Linked DNA regions of Homo sapiens: region 2 is linked to region 1. Evidence: chromatin loops called from intact Hi-C (ENCODE). Cell type or tissue: gastrocnemius medialis. All regions are shown on one strand. Each heading gives the region's core, and the rest is flanking DNA. Links, peaks and the distances in the headings are about the cores only.

The links. A loop is a pair of places that touch in the nucleus more often than their neighbours do. Peaks named below come from ENCODE experiments on the same cell type or tissue, not always from the same donor. Only the 100,000 strongest peaks of a DNase experiment are listed, where the experiment ranks them.
Region 2: a loop joins it to region 1, with 4 times the contacts of the local background. A loop is called at or near these places in 77 of 110 quality-filtered maps.

What each region holds. Positions count from the first base shown.
Region 1 is chr5:96,324,398-96,329,784 of GRCh38, reverse strand. All of the region lies in intron 3 of LOC101929710 (a long non-coding RNA gene), which reads right to left. LOC107986365 (a long non-coding RNA gene) reads right to left here and starts at 2,768. Exons shown (of 2, transcript XR_001742457.1): 1 at 956-2,768. It also overlaps a transcript of CAST not described here. In gastrocnemius medialis, for the core only: no CTCF peak of the experiment used is centred there; no DNase peak of the experiment used is centred there.
Region 2 is chr5:95,975,317-95,980,703 of GRCh38, reverse strand. The region is part of intron 1 of LOC101929710 (a long non-coding RNA gene); the gene reads right to left. It also overlaps a transcript of CAST not described here. Among named protein-coding and RNA genes, the nearest start is that of ELL2, 16 kb to the right of the region's middle. In gastrocnemius medialis, for the core only: no CTCF peak of the experiment used is centred there; no DNase peak of the experiment used is centred there.

The DNA of each region.
Region 1 (5,387 bases), core at 66-5,065:
CATGGAGAATAGCTAATGCCACAGGAATTATTTGTTAACAAAGAAAGGCATCTGGGTCATCAGCACCATTTCTGAAATTGTTAAATCTTGACAGTAACGATTACAGCTTTGTTAGGAGCAGAAAATGTCAGGAGCATAAAGAGTAGCCTGACTTCTCATGTTAGTGCTACTGGACATGAGGCCTTCTAAAGAAAGCAATAATGCAGTAAAATAAGACTCTGGCTTTGTTATTTCTAGCTGCAGCTCCCCAGGGAAACTGGGCAGTGGGGCCTATGTTCTAGGGGGGATCCCTGTAAAATTTACAGCATCTGTGGGCAGGAGCAGGGCTCCTGTTGATTGACATTCCTAGCAAGGCCCATCTGTTTGTTCAGCTTTTTCCTGAGGGAGCCAGAAAGGGCTTGCTTCAGTTTCTTATAATGAGTTGAAATTCCTAATAAGAGAAAGCTTTGTGGTTGAGTCAAAATATTAAGAGAAGTAATATGCTGACATTTTAAAATTCACAACTTTCACCAATTTAAAAGCACACGTTATCACACTGTTTTCTTAACATTTCTCTTCCTGGTGCAAAAGTGAGGCTAATTGCACTCTTGCACATACCCAAGTGGTTTCAGAGAGGATCCAGGGTCTCCACTGGACCCTCAGTTATCAATGAATCCACAAGCATTACTGCTACTAATAGAAGATGATAGATAGTAATAATAATAAGCTTGTAATAATAAGGCCAGCTAAAACTTTATGCCAAGAAAGAAAATTTAAGATATGATTCTTGCCATATGGGTTGGAGAAAAAGAATTCATAAATTATTTTAAAAGTTACTAAATAAAACACAGTTAGGACATTCTTCATAATTTCAAAATATACCATATGAATAATAAATGCCATAGGGCTAAGGAGAAAGGGAATCTCAGATGGAAACTGGAGGGGTCTGGAAATAACTGAGGAGGCAGAGCTTTACCTGATGATTTCTTGTTTTGCTTCGCTTTTCCACAATGAGAAAGGGAAGGTAAGTTATACCCAGTGAAGAACCAGGATCAAGAAGCAGGAAATGGCATGATAGTTAGAGCATAGAAGAGCTTGGCTGGAAATGAAGGGTCAAATATTTTTCTTGGAGGAGATAAAACCTAACTAACTCAAGTCTTAAGTCAGATGGTCTGAAATGCTATTGCAGGTCATGTCACATCTTTTCTTGCAGTGAGCGAGTGAGAAAGACTGATGGTTTGTCAATCTTTTTCTCCATTAAAATAACTGGCACCGAATCTGCCTTGATTTCTGCTCCTCTGAAAAGTGTACACAAACGCCCAGAAAGGAAACCTAGTAGCAAATGGATATTCAGTTCTATAGCCATGTCACAAGGAGAGAGAGAGAGAGAGAGAGAGAGAGAGAGAGAGAGAGAGAGAGAGAGGGAGAGAGAAGGAAAGACAGAGAAAAAAGCAAGCTAAATTCATTGTTAATGCTTCTGACCTGCAAAAACAAATCAGAAGATAACTCCATCCAGTGCAATAAAACACTCATCCAGGCCTTCTGGGCAATTCCCTGGGATTTGGGAACCCAGTAAGTGGCCTGATGGAGCTGACAGATGCCATGAGTTTTTAACATTTTTCAGAAGAGCAGTTAGAAAGAAATAGTACCTGGGATCTTTAATCGTCAATGAAAATGCCAAGGAAAGCCCAGCTTCACAAGAATGAAAGCAGCAAAAGAATAAACAAAAGTTGATTATTTCAACCAAAGCTACATGTGTCCTCATTTCAGAACCAGTTGAGTTGCTGGTAGAGATCTGGGCTCATTAGGGGCATCTGGTGGAGGAAGCCGGATGGCAGGAAAGCAGAATAATCATCTTCATAATCACTAAGATTTGTACAGCACTTTACAAATTGTAAGGCACTTCCAAATATATGATGTAATTTAAAATGCCCAAGGCTGAGTGAGATCAACAGAGTGAGTGTTATCCTCATTATAAATACACAGAAGCTGCTGGTGCATAAGGGACTGCCCTAAGTTATCCCTAGAGTGAGTTGTTGAATCGCTCTTCTGATCTCTGATCCATTGGTCACAGAATTGTCTTCTCTACCTTAGAAGCACAACACAGTTAAAAGACACATGCGAAGAAAACCTTCTCGTTTATTTTGTGCTAACCCAAGATGTCTCTAAGTGTCTTGAAAACTTTATTACTGATTCTAAAATTATATTTTCAGCCCATTATTCCACTGAGTGTTGGGGGTCACTCTGCCGTTTTCAAGGGGAGAGAATTAACGTCCTAAAATACTATTTGTAAATCATGAATTAACATCTTTCCTGTAAAAAGGATGGCACTGGTTAGCTACCATTCTTGAGAGAAATGAGAAAATAGTTCCTCAAATAATTTTCTGTGTTCTGTAGATTGAATAAGGATCCCAGTAGTATACTTTATCTTTGAAGGAGGAATCCCTTGGGGATCAGAAGGCAGTATCATGCTTTTTTCTCTTGTGTGGCTACTGCAATAAAAGTCATGATAATGATAACAATTACCATTTATTGAGAAGTCACTATATGCGAAAAACTGTAGTAAGTCCTTTACACACACTACCTGATCTAATCCTTACAACAAATTTGAGATTCAGGTGTTATTATTATTACCACTTTACAGATGACAAATGTGAAACTCAGGAAAGTCAAATAACCTTGTCCAAAGTCATACACGGAATAAGAAACAGAACTGAAATTAAACTGAGATCAGTTTCACTCCAAAACCATCCCCTTGCCCATGATATGCTCTCATTATAGATGGCAAACTTTACCATTTCCATTGCTGCACAAGGTGATTGCTTCTGCTCCATCCCCCTTCAACCGTTCCAGAGAAGGAACAGCTACCACTTCTGAGCAGACGGATAAAAACACTGGTTAAGTAACAAATTGGCCCCTGACATTTGAATCAGTGTTGAAACCTAAAATAAGTATAACATCATAAATCATAGAAGAATAGAACTTGGTGAAATCTCAAGTGATCATGAACTCTATTCATAATCATTCAATTAACACACTCACTGAGAATCTGCTGTGTGCCAGATAATGCGACAGATGCTGAAGACAAAAAAAAAAAAAAAAAAAAAAAATGAAAAGCCATAGTTCCTGCCTTTGAGTAATTTACATTTTTAAAGGAAATACAGGCCTGCAAACAAACAATGGCAATACCGTTAACAAGTATAATAATGAGGTACGTACAAATTAAAGAGGGGGCCCAGTGAAGAGAATGATCAACAGTTTGGGGTTCCAAAAAAGCTTTCTAGAAAAAGATGCTTGAGCTGGGTCTTAAAGTAGGAATAGGAGTTTGACAGATAAAATTATGTGGGAATGATACTCCAAGAAAAGAAGAGGAGAACATTCAAAGCCATGGGATATAAAAACACATGTAATGGGGACCTGTGAATAGTTCAACATCGCTAAAGTTTAGGATGAGAGTAAGGGTAGTAGAGACATTAGACTAATGAGGCTTGTCATGGAGGACCTTGTAGGTCATTCAACGTGAGATGATATGCCATTGAAATCAGAAGGGAGATTACCACAATAGATTGGGAAAGGGTGGACTAGGAACTCAGCAAAGCAGCAGCACCAGAAGAAATGGGTTAAAGAGGAAAGGTAATAAGGGAACCAAATCAACATAAGTTAACTTAATGACTGATTAGATGAGACAGTTTGGCAGGTAATAGGGGGTGGGGAAAAGTCATGTGGATGATATCCAAGTTCTTGGTTTGGTTGGATGACTGAACGAGCAAGTTGGGTGAAAAGACAAGGTATTCCGTTGGGAATAGTTTGAGATGGTATCTGTAGCACACCGTTGGTGAATGTTCTGCAGACCCTTAGATATGTGGAGAGACTTAATGTATCATGTGGATCGCCAAGTTGGGTCTTTGTATACCCAGCCAAAACAGAAATCTACCCATTGGTGCCATCTACCCATTTGTGCCATTTTCCTCACCATGAAAGACATTGGCATTGTTAATTTATATTGCTTCTTTCTAAGAGATCGGAGGCTGGGTGCGGTGGCTCACATCTGTAATCCGAGCACCTCGGGAAGCCAAGACAGGCAGATTATTTGAGCTTAGGAGTTTGAGACCAGCCTGGACAACATGGTGAAGCCCTGTCTCCACAAAAAATACAAAACTTAGCCGGACGTGGTAGCATGCACCTGTAGTCCCAGCTACTTGGGAGGCTGAAGTGGGAGGATGGCTTGAGCCTGGGAGGTGGAGATTTCAGTGAGCTCAGATCACACCACTGCACTCCAGCCTGGGCAACAGAGCGAGTCTCCGTCTCAAAAAATAAATAAATAAATAAAATAAATAAATAAAAAAATAAAAGAAAGAAAAAGGAAGAAAGAAAAGAAAGAAGGAAAGAAAGAGAGAAAGAAAGAAAAGAAAGAAAGAAAGAAAGAAGAAAGAAAAGAAAGAAAGATTGATTGATTGCTTGGAGCTGATTTTACATCCCAAATTTATTTATATGCCTGCAAATAAGCATGCATAGGAATTCTCTAACTCTCTTTTTTAATAGAGATTCTAGTCTTCAGCTTTAGTTTCCTACCAATCAACCATTTTATTTTATTTTATTTTTGAGACAGGCTCTCACTCTGTCACCCAGTCTGGAGTGGAGTGGTGTGATCTCAGGTAACCGCAACCTCTACCTCCCGGGCCCAAGAATTCTCCCACCTCAGCTTCTCAGGTAACTGAGATTACAGGTGCTCACCACCATACCCAGCTAATTTTTGTATTTTTAGTAGAGACGAGGTTTCACCATGTTGGCAAGGCTAGTCTTGAACTCCTGAGCTCAAGTGATTCACCCACTTCGGCATCCCAAAGGTTTGGGATTACAGGCATGAGTCACTGTGCCTGGCAACCAATCAACCATTTCTTATACAAATATAGAAAGGATCATATGGAACAATGACCAACTTATATATAAGAACCTGTTTACTCTTGTCACTTCATAAAACTTAAGTGGAACCTGGGGAAAAAGGTAAGGGTTATAGTAGTGTACCTTGTCATGAAGAAAAAAAAAATGAGTTCTCAAATAACACACATTAAGAGACTATTTTTGTATATAAAAGCTTGACCATTTTTTAAAATGTTTAATTGGGTATCAGGTCCTTAGGGTGCAGTGTTACAATAAAAACCTTGAAAAACTAAAATACATTCATATTAATGTTTTCTCCTCATAAATGCCTTGAATTACAAATAAAGAATTACCACAAGATGAAATGAGGAGGAACATTCCTTCTATTTTAAAGACTAAAGAGTGAAGGTAGGGAGGAAATGAACTGATATGTCTCATGTGTGTCTAAGTAGGCAAGAAAGGCTAAGGGAGAATTGTTAAAGGACATTCTAATTACGATTAGGATAAAGGCCAGTTCAGCTAAGCAG
Region 2 (5,387 bases), core at 210-5,209, 350 kb after region 1:
TGAGGGCTTAGTCACAGAGCGAGGCCCTATGTGAATCTGCATTCATCCTGCAGGTATTTCCATGCCTAAGAATGTGCAACATTAAATAGTAAATAAAAACACCATGATAGGTTGAGGGAAAGACTGTGGAATAACAGAAAAAGCTTCATATTTTAATTTTCTTGCTTTTTAAATAGGAGGCTCCACATTTTCATTTTGCGCTGGGCCTCACAAGTGATGTAGCCAGTGCTACAGAGGCCATTGGGAATCAAAAGATGAACTTTCAGGCTGTATTTGGCAGATGCATGGGCCCAGTGGTGAACTCTAATGGGTACCAAAAGCAGCATTCACTAGAAGATGGCCTCCAGGAACCCTTCAGCAACAAAAGGTTTGTTCATCCCCCTTTTATTAAAGGAGACTTTCAATCACAGAAAATATAAGCCAGCACCAAGAACTATAAGCACAGATCTCCCAATTCTTTGTATATCTGTCAGTACCTAGGTATACTTCCATATTTTCTATATATGTCTACAAAGAAAGTAATCAGCGTAACACTTCTACTTTTATTTTTATTTTTTTGCTGTTTGTTTGTTTGTTTGTTTGTTTTGAGATGGAGTCTCACTCTATTGCCCAGGTTAGAGTGCGATGGTGTGACCTTGGCTCACGGCAACCTCCGCCTCCCAGGTTCAAGCGATTCTCCTGCCTCAGCCTCCCAAGTAGCTGGGATTACAGGTGCCCACCACCATGCCTGGCTAATTTTTATATTTTTAATAGAGACAGGACTTTACCATGTTGGTCAGGCTGGTCTCAAACTCCTGACCCAAGGTGATCCACCCATCTCAGCATCCCAAAGTGCTGGGATAACAGGCTTGAGCCACCATGCCTTGCCACACTTCTACTTTTAAAAATTAAAATTCCTATGCAGCTTTAAATATAGAAAAAACATGGGACTTTGGAATAAGTCTTAGATGAGGGAGAGAAAGGATTTAGGTTATAGGGAATATGTTCATACTTTTATATGTATAGCTCTTCTTAAATTAATCCATACAATAAGTACTCATTGAGCCCTCCCAAAAAGACCACTAGTAAACTTAAACTAATTCTCTCTGAAGCATTTTTGAGATCCTGTACTTTTTCCAAAAATAATTTTTAAATCCTGCCTTTTTCAACTCTTCCCCATAAATAATTTATTGATGACTAAAAAAATTATATTCAGAAATAACACACATATTTATTGTTCATACTCTTGTTTCTCTATCCTGGGCAGTGTCAATCTTTCTTTTACTTATATCCTCTATCCTGAACTGATAATGTTACTTAGCATATGTCATGTGTAACTGAAGAGAAGGCAAAAGCTTAAAAGTTATTTTGTCTAGGAAGGTGTTCTCAGTGAGTTTGTTTAATAGGATAAATGCAAATTTTTATCTGTAGCATGACCCCAATTTTAATCTCATGCATTTATATATATATAATTGTGGCTGGGATGAATTGGTACATAAAGTTCTTAGTAATGGTTGTTTTAGGGTGTGGAATTGTAGGTGATTTTAGTTTTCTTTTTTCTATTTCTCTGTATTTTCCCAGTTTGTCTTCAGTGAATATTATAGGGGACGTTAGCAACATTACATGATAGAGCCCTAATGCATCTGATACTCATTATTCTTTAATATGAACCACTTGGATTTTTTTCAGAAATGTACTTTGCTCTTTTGGATACTGCCACCAGTTCACTGACAGGAGTGATGAAGCTGAGTGTGAATTTCCCACATTTAAGGAGTGTTAATTCATTTAGTAGCATAATTAAGTCGCCACCTGATAACCCAAGAGTCAGTGCAACTCATCAGACTTTAAATGCCCAATTAATTTACTCTTCTGTGCTACATCAGCATATGTATCCTGATTTTGTTAAGTGTACCATGAAGGTTTTTTTTAAAAAATATTATGTTGTAGGACAATGATTTCCATATAATACTGTAGAACAGTGGGTCCAGGAAGCCTAAAAACTCCTTCTTATAGTTTCAGTTGAAAAATTGCTTATCCAATTGCAACAAAAGCAAAAATTGACAAATAGGATCTAATTAAATTAAAGAGCTTCTGCACAGGAAAAGACACTATCAATAGAGTAAACAGACAATCAACAGAATGGGAGAAAATGTTTGCAAACTATGCATCTGACAAAGGTCTAATATCCAGCATCTAAAAGAAACAAACAAATTTACAAGAAAAAAAAACAACCACATAAAAAAGTGAGCAAAGGAAATGAACAGATACTTTTCAAAACAAGACATACATGTCGGCAACAAGCATATGAAAAAAGGTTCAACTTCACTGATCATTAGAGAGATGCAAATCAAAACCATAATGAGATATCATCTCACACCAGTCAGAATGGCTATAATTAAAAAGTCAAAACATAACAGATGCTGGGGAGGTTGCAGAGAAAGAAGAACACATATACACTGTTGGTAAAAGTGTAAATTAGTTCAATCATTGTGGAAAGCAGTGTGGAGATTCCTCAAAGAGCTAGAAACAGAACTACCGGTCAACCCAGCAATCCCATTACTGAACATATACCCAAAAAAATATAAATCATTCTATCATAGAGACACATGCACACGTGTGTTCATCCAGCACTATTCACAATAGTAAAGACATGGAATCACCCTAAATGTCCATCAGTGGTAGACTGGATAAAGAAAATGTGGTACATACACACCGTGGAATACCATGCAGCCATAAAAAAAAAAACCAAGATCCTGTCCTTTGCAGGAACATGGATGGAGCTGGCGGACTCCAGCAAACTAATGCAGGAACAGAAAACCAAATACCACCTGTTTTCACTTAGAAGTGGGAGCTAAATGATGAGAACACATGGACACATAGAGGGGAACGACAGATACTGGGTTCTTCCTGAGAGTGTAGGGTGCGAGGTTGGAGAGGATCAGGAAAAACAGATAATGAGAACTAGGCTTAATACCTGGGTGATGAAATAACCTGTACAACAAACCCCCATGACATGAGTTTACCTATTTAACAAACCTGCACATGTACCCCTGAACTTAAAAAAAAGTGAAAAAAAAGAAAAATCACTTATCTTATAATCATGGAAGAATCTATCATAATAAAATGTGTACAGTATATACTTACTAATTGTAACTGTTAACATGTCCTACTTTCAAGAGCTTTCAAATAACTTCTGTTTTCCCATAGTATTTTCCAGATAGAACTTAGGCTATTAAATGAAAGGACAGGAAGCATAAGCACAGTGTGAATTTCCCCAAAAATACATGCGGCACAACTTAATTGACAATGTGAAGGTATTAAAAGGTAGAGCCTTTAGAAGGTGATTAAGTTAGGAGGGCAGAGCCCTCATGGATGGGATTAGAGACCTTACAAAATGGCTTGAGGTAGTGGGTTTGTTTTCTTCTGCCCTTTTGCACAGACACTGCAAGAAAATGTCATCTGTAGGACAAGCCCTCACCAAACACTGAATCTGCCAGTGCTTCCTAGCCTCCACAACTGTCAGAAATACATTCCTATTGTTTATAAGTTGCCCAGTTTGTGGCATTAATATTTTGTTATAGCAGCAGAAATGTACTAAGAAAGTCCTCAAAATACGGCAGCTATTATTAGTGTTATCTACTTAATCTAGACACATAAATATTAATCATGTTAAAAAATACCCACAAAGACAACAGCTAACATCATCATCATGCTACTGAGTGTCATTTTACAGAAAAGAAAACTAAGGCACAGAGAGGTTAAATAACTTGCCCAAAGTCATACATTAATAAATGATAGGGCAGGGGTCAGAATTGAGGAAATATGGCAGCCAAATACACCAACTGGAAAACAGAGAACGAGAAAAAACATCTGCCAACTGAATGATCAAGTTAAAAAATATTTATTCAGGGCAGCTGTGCAAAATGAAGCCTTCTTCCTCAAGAAGCTGAACTATAATCTCACTGTAATATAATCTCACAGTGATTAAAAACACACTTGAGTAAGAAAGAATCTTCTCCCTTAAAAAGCTGACAATTTAGTGACAGTTAAGGTAGAAGATGAGTTTTAAAAATTAGGTAATCTAGTGTGTATCCTGGATGTCAAAACCAATAAATAAATAATAAACAAGAGATAGGAGTGTATGCTCTTTAAAGTACTTTCCATATCTGGAAGATTCTATAACTCTCTTTGCTTTAAGTTTTGCCATGAAAAGTTAGAAAAATTTCAAAAGCCAGCTATATACATGAACCACAAGCACAGGGATTCATTCAAATGAATCAGGAATAACCTCTGGTTTGGTATTATAATTCCGCAAACTGCAGAACTTTGTCTGAATATGAACACCAAATCAGCAAAATCTGACTCCCCGTTGCTAACACAGAACTAGTTTATATCATATTCATGTGTGTAGTTGCTTTGGGTCCAGTCTCTAGAAATGCTCCATCTTACCTAAGTATCAACAAAGGCAGGAAAAACCTTGTCCAAAAATATTTTTAAGTGGTTGATGTGGGCAGATGGAAACAACGGAATACTAGATCTACAGAATATCTGGTGGAGAATCTAGATTTTGATTGTTTGTATTTGATGGGATTTTCAAATTACTTTTAAAAGTAAGTCATAAGTGCCAGCCTGAATTAGAGGGGGAGGACTCTCTAGGGACTCAGGCTGTGTTTTGAGAAATGTGCTTGGGAGCACAGTGCACCTTATCCCCAGAAAGGAAAAGTGCCCTTGAAGATTACAAGCAACAATTTCTATCTTGCCTCCAACATGACCAGAATAGGGTGGAGCCACAAGATTTGACTCCCCCTGGCTATCGTCAGGGGACCAATTACTATATTCATGGCTAACTTAATGGGATCCTGAGTAACATCATTAAGGGCCCAGTAGGCAATAAATGATTATAAAAGAACCTTGTGAAATTCCCTAGGTAGACCATGCCTGGTCTAGCTCCCTTATCTAATACCATCTGTGGATGCATAGATGACCTGGAAATGGAAATTGTGTAACTAATAACTTCTAATTGAAAGAAATTTAACTTAAGTCTATTTATACTGCTCACTGCATGTTATATCTTAGTTCACACCTAGGGAATCTAAACTAGTTATTGCCAACCTCTCTGGAACCCCGAAGCTCAACCATCATTGAATTTCACAACACTTACTTGTACTATGTGAAAGAGTATTTTAAAAATTCAGTTGAACGGTAATTTAAAAATTCAGTTGAAGTGTAATAGTTTTTGTTAGGAGAATTTTGCAACCTTTTGAGAAACGAGTCAGGGTGCCAAACAGAGTGGGTTTGTTTTTAAAATGCAGATTCTTGTCCACTCCCCAGACCTAATAAATCAAAACCTCTGAGGGCTGGGGCCCAGGGACCTAAAGTTTAACAAGCTCCTCAGGTAATTCTTATGT